2 separate regions of the Homo sapiens genome follow, and region 2 is linked to region 1. Evidence: chromatin contacts called from ENCODE Hi-C or POLR2A ChIA-PET data. All regions are on one chromosome and are shown on one strand. The core of a region is the stretch at or near the end of the contact, and the rest is flanking DNA. Distances in the headings are between cores, read along the strand shown.

Evidence for each region. A loop is a pair of places that touch in the nucleus more often than their neighbours do. ChIA-PET counts read pairs that join two places held with the same protein, here RNA polymerase II (POLR2A). Pooled maps may share reads with other maps.
Region 2: a pooled map shows a loop between it and region 1 (4-fold over the local background). The contact joins two enhancer-like sites. A Hi-C loop is called at or near these places in 1 of 168 maps with a recorded cell type or tissue (PC-9), 1 of 37 single-sample maps with no recorded cell type and 8 of 50 pooled maps. POLR2A ChIA-PET finds 5 or more read pairs at or near these places in 2 of 52 experiments (GM12878 and PC-9).

Annotation. Positions count from the first base shown.
Region 1 is chr14:101,705,356-101,708,393 of GRCh38, forward strand. All of the region lies in intron 1 of LINC02320 (long intergenic non-protein coding RNA 2320), which reads right to left. Among named protein-coding and RNA genes, the nearest start is that of LINC00239, 24 kb to the right of the region's middle. RefSeq lists silencers at 388-447, 528-647, 658-927 and an enhancer at 2,334-3,038. Within about 2 kb of position 1,501, at least 27 of the 41 ENCODE cell types and tissues checked have a DNase peak (open chromatin) inside an H3K27ac peak, as active enhancers do; they include PC-9, where a contact is called at or near this core.
Region 2 is chr14:102,219,766-102,222,803 of GRCh38, forward strand. It overlaps a transcript of WDR20 not described here and a transcript of MOK not described here. Among named protein-coding and RNA genes, the nearest start is that of WDR20, 81 kb to the left of the region's middle. Within about 2 kb of position 1,391, at least 3 of the 41 ENCODE cell types and tissues checked have a DNase peak (open chromatin) inside an H3K27ac peak, as active enhancers do; they include PC-9, where a contact is called at or near this core.

The sequences.
Region 1 (3,038 bases), core at 251-2,750:
TGAGAGACCTTTCTTTGTTTCTAATACAGAGCTTTAATGTTCTATCTTTAATGTTCTATATTTAATGCTGTAAATGCTTAAGGGGAAATTTATATAGAAGTGAAGTGTCACAATGTCTGAATATTACTTTCCAGTGGGTTGTGGGGGGAAGGTACATATATAAAAAGAGTGACAGAGAACGAACGTGACAAAAGAAGGCAAAATGTTAACGTGAAGAATTATGAGAGATTATTTGGGCATCTCATTTTTCCGTGGATTTGGACATTTTTGTCCAGTCCCCAGAGGTGACAGTGTGGCCTCTATGGCTGCCCCGTGCTCTGTGACCGGCGCATATTCACCACGGGTGAGCCCCTCGAGCTGGGCCCTGGGGAGAGAGAGGGCGGTGCCCAAGCCAGGACCCTGCGGGCCGGGGCTGGAGGAGGCGCAGGTCCCGGCGTCCATGTGCAGCCCTGCGGCCGGGGCGCGAGATCTCCCCGCAGGCGGCCGCTCCCCGCCAGGGGCTTCCGGGAGCAGCCGAAGCCTGAACCTGGACGAGCCGCGACCGCAGCCGGCGGGGGGTGCCGTCCTCCTCGCCCTCCCTGGAGCCCGGCCCTGGGCCCACGCCGTGCCCCGAGCCTCCTCTGCGGCCCGCCCCCAGTTCCCCCGGTCCGCCGCGGCCGGGCATGGGGAGGTGAAGGCCTCCGTGGGGTGACAGGGGGCGCGGGGCCGCTTGTCCCCAGCGCAGGAGGAGCCGGGACCCGACGCGCACCCTCCGGCCTGCTGGAGGCTGAGCCGCCGCAGGGAAAGCACGTGGGTGAAGGGCCCAGCGCGGCGGTTCCTTGAAAAAGCGGGAGCCTGGTCTCAGCTGGGGCCTGGGGCCTGCCCCGCCCATGCAGGGGTCGCGGGAGCAGGGGCTCGGCCTCCTTCCCAGGCCGTGGCGGCGCCGCCCCGGAGGCAGGGACAGGGGCGAGCTCCCGCTGAGCCGCACTTCCTGGGCGAGGCCGCTGCAGGCAGCGCCGGAGGCACGTGCCCCGAGGGCCTCCTCTTCTGCCCCAGCTTGACAGGCAGCCCTGGGAGGAGTGAGAAGCTGCTGGCGCCGGATTCCTGCCCCTAACTCCCTTCAGGAGGAAATTCATGAGGCCCAGGCCAAGAGAGGAGGCTTCCCGGCAAAAAGGGAAGGGCTGGGCAGGGGCAGCAGGAACCACGGCCCGAGGGGTGAGAGCTTCTGGGCTCTGAGAGCCTGACCCTGACTTCCCTTGGCCCGTGGACATGACCTCTCCAGGTCAGATTCCTCCTCCGCAGAATGGAGGGGATGGTACTGGCAGGAGGTTGTACCGACCTCGCAAGGCCATCTCGAGGGCTCGAGGAAAGGCCTACCACGCATGGCCCGTGGACAGAGCTGGTAAATATTGGCTGTCACTAAGTTCAAGGCCGCAGGGAACATGGCAGAGTGACCCAGGTGTCAGCACAGGCCTTGTGCATGAGGAAGCGCTAGGGGAAGGGAAGGAGACCTCTACACCCACTGCCTGCACACCCTGGGACAGGACTCCAGAAGTCCCCGCCCAAATCCCCCTCCATCTCCCCCTCTAACCTAAGCCCCAGGTGCTGTGCCGTATCCCCAGCACCCAGCACAGTGCCTGGCACACAGCATGACTGCCCACAGGGGCAGGGGCTGCAGAGAACCCGCAGGGATACAGCCGACCTGCAGGCCCAGTAACAACTAGGTTTTTAAAATCCAGAATGAGGCTCTGCGGTTCACCTGGAGACATGAAGACTGGGTCTGGCGCCACACACACACAGCAGGGTCTGTGGTCTCCGTTTCCAAGGCCCCCGAATCCCTGGCAGTCCCCAGCCCAGCTGCAGCAGGGACCAGCTTCCTTAGCTGGACCATGATCCCCCTCGAGCATTAGAGACAGGAGCTAGTTCTGAAGAGCCCGGGACAGGTGTAGTGAAGATGCCTGTCCCGTGAAATCCTCCCCTTTAATGAGGAGGCTGCCTACCGCCGGGGCCAAGGAACTGAAATGGAGCAAGAAGGGGCCGCAGGCAATTCACCACCAGCAGGGCCTGTGAGTCCTTGAGCCCCGCATAAAAAAGTATCCAGCTTGGCGCAATCTAAGGTGTAATTGTACCATTTGGTCACCAGAGGGCGCTCAATAATCATCTTTGCTTTTAGTATCGCAAATTACGCAGCAGAAAACTTCCTGCCCATTCAGCACACGCAAGCCACTGTTGCATGTTTCTTGTGTCAGCTCAAGTAATTCTCACAACCAGCCATGAAGTATTTGTTGTTGCCCTTACACAGCCGAAGAATCTGAGGTTCAGAGTATTTGAGTAATTTGGCTGAGGTCACACAGCAGTGACTCTTAGAGGCAGGACCAAGCCCAGGTCTTGTCTCCAGAGGCTGCACTGTGCACCCCCATACTGCTTCCTGTTCGACCTGTATGATACTGCATGCATTTAAGTTCATGTTCTAGCAAAATATCTCCCTGTATAAGGTGCCAAACTTTTATTTGAAGTGCTAGGGGTGCACACAGTGCAGCACAGAGGAAAGTCCTTTGTTTCGTCCCAGGAGTTTGGGTCTGACCCTGTAGCAGGGTGTGCTTGTGCCGGCTCACAAGCAGACTATTACAGTGCAGGGTGTGTAGTAGGACCCTCTGGGCTCCCTCATCCCCACCAGTGCTCACATGCTCCTGATCACCAAGGACAGCCGTCCTGGACCTCCCCAAGTCGTCATGCAGGCCATCTGGGAAGGGAATATGCCCAGGAGCTCCGCCTCTGAGCTGTTGGAAATGCATGCCCCAGGGTGGGCTCAGAGAGCAGGCAAACACACAGGGTATTGTCCAGGTGACGGAGGGGGTCCTGGGCCCTATCTGGGGGCTGCTGTAGGGTTAGCAGCTGAGAAAGGGCCTCACAGCTCTAGCCAAGGAGTCTTCCCTATTCACCCAAATCTGGAAGTTTCATATGGTTCTGGAGACCCGGCTCTGAGAGGACCCCAGCTCCAGAGGGCGGAGGCCACATTTGCATCCCCCGGCTTTGCAAAGCCCTGCCACATAGCAGTG
Region 2 (3,038 bases), core at 141-2,640, 510 kb after region 1:
TTAACCAGGGCTGCCATCAAAAGGGCGAAGCCTGCTAACGGGAACCCCCAGTTCCGTTATGCCAGTATGGACTACAGAAGACGAGAGGAGGACAGGTTTGAGGGCGGTTGATTCAAGATCTCTCTGGAAGCTGGGCCCAGTGGAGAGTGGGACAGTGGAGGGCATGAAGGTGGTTCTAGTTGGCTCCTAGCTGCCACCACAATTGGCATCAAGGCGTTAGCCAGCAGAAACTGGAGAATGAGTGTGCATTTGTTTTGTGCTAATGGGAGAATAGGAAGCCTGCAGCCCTCGCGTTGGGTCGCTTTCTAGGGGTGCGGCTTTGTAGGGACCAGCTGGCGGAAGCAGCGTGTCCCTCAACATCAGGCTCTGGCAGCCTGGTGGCTGCGCCACCTCTGCGTCTCAGCAGCCGCCCTCCCCTGGGAGTGATGGAAAGCAGCCGAGTCCTCTGGGGCCTCACACTCAGTGAGAGGAAGTCTAAGGAAGGGTGCTGTCCCTCATGGCCGTCAGAAGCCACCTGCAGCCACTAAGTATGTAAATTGGGGCCAGTCCAACCTGAAAAGTGCCATAACGTGTCAACCACACAGCACACCTCAAAGGCTTCTTACCAAAAAAGTCATTAGTAATTTTTATATTGCTGAATATTATATGAAACATCTTCAGTTAAAATATTAAAATTGGCCAGGTGCGGTGGCTCACGCCTGTAATCCCAGCACTTTGGGAGGCCAAGGCAGGTGGATCACGAGGTCAGGAGGTCTTCAAGACCATCCTAACAGTGAAACCCCATCTCTACTAAAACTACAAAAAGTTAGCTGGGCGTGGTGGCAGGCGCCTGTAGTCCAAGGTACTTGGGAGGCTGAGGCAGGAGAATCACTTGAACCCAGGAGGTGGAGCTTGCAGTGAGCCAAGATCGTGCCACTGCACTCCAGCCTGGACAACAAAGTGAGACTCCGTCTCAAAAAAAAAAAAAAAAAAGAAAATATTAAAATTAATGTCACTTGTTTTTATTATCTATCTTTTCATTTTTTGAGACAGGGTCTTGCTCTATCCCCCAGGCTGGAGTGCAGTGGATCGCGGCTCATTGCACCCTGCATCTCCTGGGCTCAAGCCATCCTCCTGCCACACAGCCTCCTGAGTAGCTGGGATGACAGCCGTGCGCCACCACACCCGGCTAATTTTGTATTAGTAGAGATGGAGTTTCACCATGTTGGCCAGGCTGGTCTCAGACTCCTGGGCTCAAGTAATCTCCCCACCTCAGCCTCCCACAGGGCTGGCTGTCACTTGTTTTTAAGTTGTTAAACGTGCTCCCGGGAAGCTAAACTTAACACAGGACTGGTAGAGACACCACCTTCCTGTGGGTGGGGCTGCCTCCTACCTGGAGCAGCACTCACCTCCACCTGGCACTCCGTGAAAGGGGAGGGAGACTCTGTGGCTGCCAGATGAGGGTGGCCCCTCTCCGTCTGTCCCCAGGCTGGGTCACCACCACTTTCTCCCTCTGCCAGGAGTAGATGACTTTTCTGTTGCCGGGGGGAAGGGAGGTGCCTCCTGGTTCTGGAGATTTGTCACTTCCTGGACACCACATAGCTTGTGGAAAGCACTTTCTTAGGGTGCGCGTGGTGATGAAGGCAGAGTGTCCTGTGTGAGAGGCTTCCTTCCTCCAGACTGTCTGCGGCAGAAGTGGGGTCAGGAACCTGCTGCCCAGCTTTCCTCCACAGGCTTGATGTGTTTGAGCCAGAAGTATGGGGCGTTTGCGGGGTCCTCCACAAGTACAAACAGGGTTCTGTCCCTTTTCAGGGGTCCCAGAGGAAAAGCACTCCTATAGACTCTGAGCAGGGGCAGCTGCCACATTCCGTTTGCTTCCTGAGCTTGTCTAGGTGAACAGATTTCAGGTGGAAGGTAAGAAACGGGATGAAATGACTTGAGCGGGACAGCTTGCTTCCAGGCTTCCGGCAGCAGGGCGTGGGCGAGGCTGAAGGGCAGTTTCCGATTGTCACCTTCATTTGTGTCCACACAAGTCCAATATGTGAGAAGGTAGCAATGTCAGCTTGAGTTAAAGGCTTGTCATTTGTAAACAGTACTCATCAGCTGAAGCCTTCTTCCATGACAGCTAAGTTGTATTCCCAGAGCTGAAAATGTGCACCTTTGGGGCTGCACTGTCGCCATCTTAATGTTCTTCATAAATGAACGCCACACTTTGATGTAATGTAATTGCTGCTCAATAGTAAATGCAAAGAAATGGAAGTACTCTTTGCTGTGTAGGAGGTTAAACCCTCTTAGGTTTACCCAAGGTCACACCAGTATTGTAAAATCTGGGTGAGATTCCCCGCCCCCGCCCCCGACAGTGAGCCTCTCAGCAGGAGCCGCCCTAAAGAGCCAGATGCCCCCCACCATTCTTCCTGCTGGCCCTGGTGGGTTGGCCCCCACATCCCTTCTCCACACCCAGCTGCAGCCTCACGGCAAGACTACTTTGTTCTGGGGCTCCCCCGACCTCGGCCTGGGCCCTGCTGTCTCTACCTGTGGGGCCTACACATGTGGACAGCTACAGCCAGGGGGTGCCACGGTCACACCACCCAACAAAGCAAGAACCCCCCAGCAGAGAATGCCCTTTCAAAGGTGCCACTGAACTCTATCCTTGGAGACAACCCCTGGCTCCGAGGGACTGGGTGTGCGGTCCAGAACTGCGGTGCCCTGGGCTCAACCCTGGCTGAAGGCGCTGAACACCTCCCACGAGGCACCTGCACCTTTGGGTCAGCAAAGCTCCAAAGAACCTGTTCTCAGGTGCTGAGAAACCACTGTCTCCCCCAAGGGCAAGGCCAGCCCTGCCCGCCCTTCTCTTGGACGGTATTGAGGCCACAGTATTGCACCCAGCAGGGTTCCAATTCTCTAGGAATGGAACGCAGTGATCTGGATAGGAATTAAATAGATGAAGTGGAGGGTTTGCTCCCACACTGGCTTCCACATCAACAGCACCAGTTTTGACCACGTGGAGCTGCTGGCGGAGGGCGCGCATGGTGGCTGTTGCCCGTCCGGTGTTTTGCTGG